2 separate regions of the Homo sapiens genome follow, and region 1 is linked to region 2. Evidence: chromatin contacts called from ENCODE Hi-C or POLR2A ChIA-PET data. All regions are on one chromosome and are shown on one strand. Each heading gives the region's core, a stretch centred on a gene start or an enhancer-like site at or near the end of the contact. The rest is flanking DNA. Distances are from core to core; before and after follow the strand shown.

What was found. A loop is a pair of places that touch in the nucleus more often than their neighbours do. ChIA-PET counts read pairs that join two places held with the same protein, here RNA polymerase II (POLR2A). Pooled maps may share reads with other maps.
Region 1: a pooled map shows a loop between it and region 2 (12-fold over the local background). The contact joins two enhancer-like sites. A Hi-C loop is called at or near these places in 6 of 50 pooled maps. POLR2A ChIA-PET finds 5 or more read pairs at or near these places in 2 of 52 experiments (CD4-positive, alpha-beta T cell and activated CD4-positive, alpha-beta memory T cell).

What each region holds. Positions count from the first base shown.
Region 1 is chr1:108,645,343-108,648,420 of GRCh38, reverse strand. HENMT1 (HEN methyltransferase 1) reads left to right here. Exons shown (of 8, transcript NM_001102592.2): 8 at 1-126. Among named protein-coding and RNA genes, the nearest start is that of HENMT1, 14 kb to the left of the region's middle. Within about 2 kb of position 1,645, at least 27 of the 41 ENCODE cell types and tissues checked have a DNase peak (open chromatin) inside an H3K27ac peak, as active enhancers do.
Region 2 is chr1:107,935,265-107,938,080 of GRCh38, reverse strand. The region is part of intron 1 of VAV3 (vav guanine nucleotide exchange factor 3); the gene reads left to right. Among named protein-coding and RNA genes, the nearest start is that of VAV3-AS1, 28 kb to the left of the region's middle. RefSeq lists an enhancer at 1,269-1,805. Within about 2 kb of position 1,505, at least 15 of the 41 ENCODE cell types and tissues checked have a DNase peak (open chromatin) inside an H3K27ac peak, as active enhancers do.

The sequences.
Region 1 (3,078 bases), core at 396-2,895, 710 kb before region 2:
TTGAGATATGGCCAGACTGCAGTGAGCCCTGAGAAAGATATGAGGGTTTAAAACGGGTGCTTTCCTTTGATTTTGGACTTTTTTGTTTTCTCAAGAATAAAGAAGTTGGATGTGGTAATATGTTAATTTTGAACTTACCTATTTTTTTTGTGTTAAAGCCATGAGTTGATTGTTGTTAGTCTGTTCTCACATTGCTGTGAAGAACTACCTGAGACTGGGTAATTTATAAAGAAAAGAGGTTTAATTGACTTACAGTTCTGCAGGCTGCACAGGAAGCATGCAGGAAGCTGGGGAGGCCTCAGGAAACTTACAGTCTTGGTGGAAGGCGAAGGGGAAGCAGGCACGTCTTATATAGCTAGAGCCGGAGGAAGAGAGCTTGGGGAGGTCTACACACTTTTAAACAACCAGGTTTAATAACAAGAATAGCAAGGGGGAAATCCGCCCTCATAACCCAATCACCTCCCACCAGCCCCCTCCTCCAATATTGGGGATTACAATTTGACATGAGATTTGGGCAAGGACAGAAATACAAACCATATCAATTGTGATATTAAAAATTTAAGAGAAAGTTATCAAATATAGTGTTCAAAACCTTTTCTTTGGGGTAAGAGTAGCTTTAAAATTTTTCTGGGATTCTCTATCTCCTTAATGCCAAATTCTAACCTGTGTAATATTTAGCCTAGAACATCAATAAAACAGGAATGCAGGTGGTTGGAGGGCATAGAAGCCTCTTCATGATGTAATTGCTGTCCATGTTTTGTTGTTGTTGTTGTTGTTTTTTTGAGACAGGGTCTTGTTCTGTTACCCAGGCTGGAGTGCAGTGGCACAATCATGGCTCATTGTAGCCTCAGCCTCTGGGCTAAAATAATCCTCCCACCTCACCTCCTCCCCACCAGTAGCTTGAACTACTGGCATGTACCACCATGCCCAGCTAATTAAAAATTTGTAGAGATAGGGTCTCACTATGTTGCCCAGACTGGTCTTGAACTTCTGGGCTCAAGTGGTCCTCCTGCCTCAGCTTCCCAAAGTGCTGGGATTGTTTTTTGAGCACCCTCTTCTGAGGATGGAATTGGGGTGGTAGTACTTCTCTGGTTGGAATTGGGGTGGTAGTACTAATGGGAGAAAGAAACATAGCTTCACCTCATGGGGGAAAACAGTAGTTTAAATGAGAGGCATTTCTTAGGCACAGGAGTCCAGAGGTAAGCCCCAGGCATGGGAGCTCTGCCACTTTTGGGACCCAGACGTCCATCTTGCATGTTGTGGCTACTTAGTATGCCATCCAGGGACAGAGAGAGAGATTTGAGCTCTGGCTACTACTTTCATATTCTGAAACAGCAGAAAGAAGAGAAGGGACAAAGGGCACACACAAGCTGTCTGGTAAAGCTTGCTGTGGGTTGTTACGCAACACGACTGCTTACTTCCTGTTGATCAGAATGTGGTCTTCAGGCCACACAAAGGGAAGCTGATATATTAGTCTGTTCTTGCATTGCTGTAAAGAAATAGCAGAGACTGGGTAATAAAGAGGTTTATTGGCTCATGGTTCCACAGAGTGTACAGGAAGCATAGCAGCTTCTGCTTCTGGGGAGGCCTCAGGAAACTTCCAGTAATGGCAGAAGGCAAAGGGTTGGGGCGGGGCGAGGCATCTCACATGGTGGGAACAGGAGCAAGGCGGAGCGAGGGGTGGTGCTGAACACGTTTAAGCAGGTCTTGGGCGGACTCTGTCACGAGAACAGCACTAAGGGGATGGTGCGAAACCATTCACAAAGGACCCACCCCCATGATCACTTCCCAGCAGGCCCCTCCTTCAATATCAGGGATTACAGTTTGACATGAGATTTGAATGGGGACACAGATCCAAACCGTATCAGCTGCGAAATACAGTTTTTATTCTGGGAGGTCATGTGTCCACTTGGTCTGCCAAGGAACAAGGGGAGAAGGAACACTGGCAAATAACCATCTGTGCCACAGCTAGGACATCCTGAGCGGTCTGGAATGGGGGCTATGGAGATGCAGAGTTGGTGCCTGGGAGAGGGCTGGGGGGAGTAATTCTCAAGCTGAGTTTCCAAGGGTTAATAATTAAGCAGATGGGAAGGGGATTTGGTGAGGGGGGAGAGAATTGAGGGATTCTGATGAGAACCGTCTTTTAATCACATTACATTGGTAAACCAGCTGTTTTTTCCTTGAATTTCTAATACTGCTATCAGACTTCCCCCATGAATGCTCAAAGGTGCACATGAACAAGAGATTTGTAGCCCCACCCTATTCCTGCTCTCAAAGGCCCTCTGTCCGTCCTCACCTTTCTAGGCCTCTGCAGTTTTCACTCTAGAGTTCCCTTCTCATCATTGCTCTTCTGTGGTAGAGCCAAGGTTTCTAGCCAAGACCAGCCGTTTCTCTGATCTTTCTTGAAAGTTAATCAGTTAACTTTGTTCGAGCCTAATCACTGGAGCCCCCATGTGGAAACATTTTAAGTGCTCATGACTGCCATGGGGGCTGGAGCTGCTCTTCCCCATGGCCTTCCCGCTCTCTCTGCGGCTTCTGTACCTACGTTCTTCTTGAGAAGTTTGTCTTTCCCCCAACCTGGATACAGGCCTTTCTTTGCACACTGAAAGGCTCATTAATACTTGAGGTCAGGGGTTGCCAGACGTGCTTTTGGGGCTAGACAGTAAATCTTTGCAGGTGATCCAGTCTCTATCACAACTATTCAACTCTGCTTGAGTCAAAGCCACCACAGACAATGTGAAAACAAGTGCGCTGAGCAGGAGACAGAGTTTAATCTGCAGTCTTCTTTGAGAGAAGGTTCTCACTGCCACTGCCCACCTCCCAGACTAGATACGAAATCTGCACTACCAGGTATTGAAACCTCCCTGGCCCTTGAGATCTGAATATAATTTGCCTCCAACTCCTATTTCCATAGTCTGGGTAACTCCAAAACTCTGAGACTTCTATGATTTCCTAAAAGCTTACGTTATCACAGCACTGCCTGCCTTCAAGTTCAGTTCCATACAACTGAGATGTGAATCTCAGCCCCTTCTATGCTGCTCCGAGGCTCCTCAAACACATCCCACCTTACCCTCCTTC
Region 2 (2,816 bases), core at 256-2,755:
TTGATTCCATGCCAGGCATGTTGAGAAGACTGCAGACATGCTCTGTGTGACAGAGTGCATTTTATGATGCTTCAAAGCAAGGAGGCAAAGATAAAATGATTTCATTTTTCTATTTTCAGCTTTTTTGAGTTGAGGGTTGCTGGCCTATGAACTTGATCACAAGAGCCTTATTTATTTGGAAAAATGTATTCTAAATTCTAAGGACTAGACATGTTAGTGTACTACATTCTAAAATTTTTCTTAAATTGGGGCCTACCTATAGTGTATAGATATTAATGCAGTCATTATATTGTGTTAATAATTGGGACTACAAGCCTTAACCAGAGTCTTAGAATTTTATGAATTTTAATTTATAATTTTATTTTAAGGGTGCCACTAGAAACCTTGTGATTAACTTTAAGGGCTTTTTGGCTGTAATGACTGTAATTAGGATAATTATGCATACTTTCTTTAGCATTGTGTCAACATGATAGTGAGGGCATAAACAGCCAAGAAGCAGTTATAGGTATTCCCTGCTCATTTTGCATTCATCACACATTCATTGAATGTTTTGTACTTATCTCAAATAGTAGAGGATACCAATGGTGTAAGTTTAAGAATTACATGGTTCTTGTCCTCCAGAAACCATGGAGTCCAGCAGGAAGGAAATGACATACTGGTATTTGGCAGGCAGAGATGGAAGTTTGGTTTGAAGAAAACCTTTTGTGCTGATGTTACAGCTGCTGCAGTCACTAGCCACATTCATTGTGCAAAGGCTGGAGGATTCCACAGTCAGCATGGAAGGGACCAATTAGTCATGCGTGGGTTTCATCCTTGCCTCTATAAGAAGTAACATCTCAATAGTCATGGTGGTGTTTTGAATTTAAATAATCACACATTATTTCTTGGTATGTTTTTCAGATCGCCAAATATTGTGGTTTTGTGTCACATGTGCATTATTTGTTAAAACAGGATTATGGTGTGAATGATGGAGCTGTTTTTTTGGGGTGGCGGTGGAGGGTGTTATGTTTAGACTGTCACTCTTGCTAGGCATCCTTTGCCTGACTGTGTGTAAGGTGTGGCAATCTCAGTAGTCACATTGGCCCTCCCATTTCCCGTAGTCTTTGGAAATCTGACCGGCAGCATTGAGAAGTAAGTAAAAGGGGTGCCCTCTCAGATGTCCCTTCCTTTTAAGGAATGATGTGTATCAAATCACAAGATCGGTCGGGGAAGGAGCAGCGTGACACAGGTGTATCTTTTCTGTGGTTTGCGATGAGGCATAAGTGCATAAATTCCAACCAGGAAAGGAAGTGCAGGGAATTCTACTCTCAGGACATCCTTATGGTCCTGACAACTTCTTTGGCAATGTCAGCAGCCCTTGGCATTTTGTCATGCATTCTTCTCCAACTTGAAATTCAGGCTTAGTGCATGCAGTATGCCACAGTCAGGCTTGTGGCTACTCCAGGAGGGGAGCTGTGACTCATTCTTGAGTCACTTGGCCAGCTTTGGTTTCAATTAAGCAAATGAATGAAAACAATTAAAAACAGAAGTTGCCGACTAAGGCTAATAAAAGGGCAGCAGTAATTTTTGTCTACTGTCACTGTTGTTTCTCTAGATTGTCATATCTTTAAAAACTCGGTAAGACAAATCTGTTAGTGTTTGATTTTAGATTTCTTGTTTATAATCTAAAAATCAGACCCAGAATCTGATTTACCTTTTTGGTTCTAATCTAGTTATATTGTAATTCTAACACTATGCACAACTAATTTATATATTAAATATAGAATTTTTCATTGGCTAAATGCACTTTCCTCAAATTTGTAAGAGGTTTTCCACTATTCAAAAGTGTTACATGTTGCATTAAGTCATTGTTGATTATTCAAATTATTTTCAGATTTATTTTCCAAGTACTAAAAAAAATTGTGGGTGTATTTTCAGGATGTTTTATCTATCAATTCATATTTTTGAGCCCCTCCTCTCCCTTCTCAATTCACATTTTAAAAATTATTAGTTCATCAAATCTAGGAACTGTAATAATGTCCTACGTTTACTTTTCTCCCCAAATCATAAAATTTCAGTAAAGTTTCCAAAAGGGGCATAAATGTGTCCTCATCTCTCACACACTGAAAAGCAAAATTCTTCAACTGATGGGGTATTTTCACCTCTTTGATGTCTGTGTGCCTCTGTCATCGGTGTAGTTCAGAGCCTTATCTCCCTTCCATTAGACCATCACCTGATATACCATGGTTTCTTTCATCTCCTTGTCATTGTAATAGGAACACCTTTCCCTTTGCTGGTTAACTCCTATTTCTCTGCAAAATACAGCATAGGTAATGGCCTTGGTTGGCCTGTCTGTTTTTGGTGCCTCTCCTGTGTGCCTCCCTAGCACTTCCCCTTTGTCATGGTGCACACCACTGCACCCTATTGTCCCTTTGCCTCTGCCTACCTTGCTGTGAACTTATTCAGGTCACGGATGGTTTCTTACTCATTTCTGTAACTGCAATGAGTAAGTGAGTGAATGAAATGTTCATCCTCATTCTGATGGGGAAACTTATTTCTAATTTTAGGGACTGAGGACCAAATTTGTGTATTTGTCAGACCTGGCTTTTCATTTTCTCCAACCACTGAACATTTCAGTGCTCGTAACACTGTAGGAGAGAGTAGACCCTGTGGTCTCTGTGCAGTAGGTGCTGCTGCTCCTTTCTTCCTGGAGAATTATATATTTACTTCTTTGATATACCTTATCACTGTGAATTTTATTTGCTGACTGGCAGTGTAAACTCTGGCTTTCTAGAGGTTTATCTTAGGAAGAACTCAATATTTATTCACTTGAATGA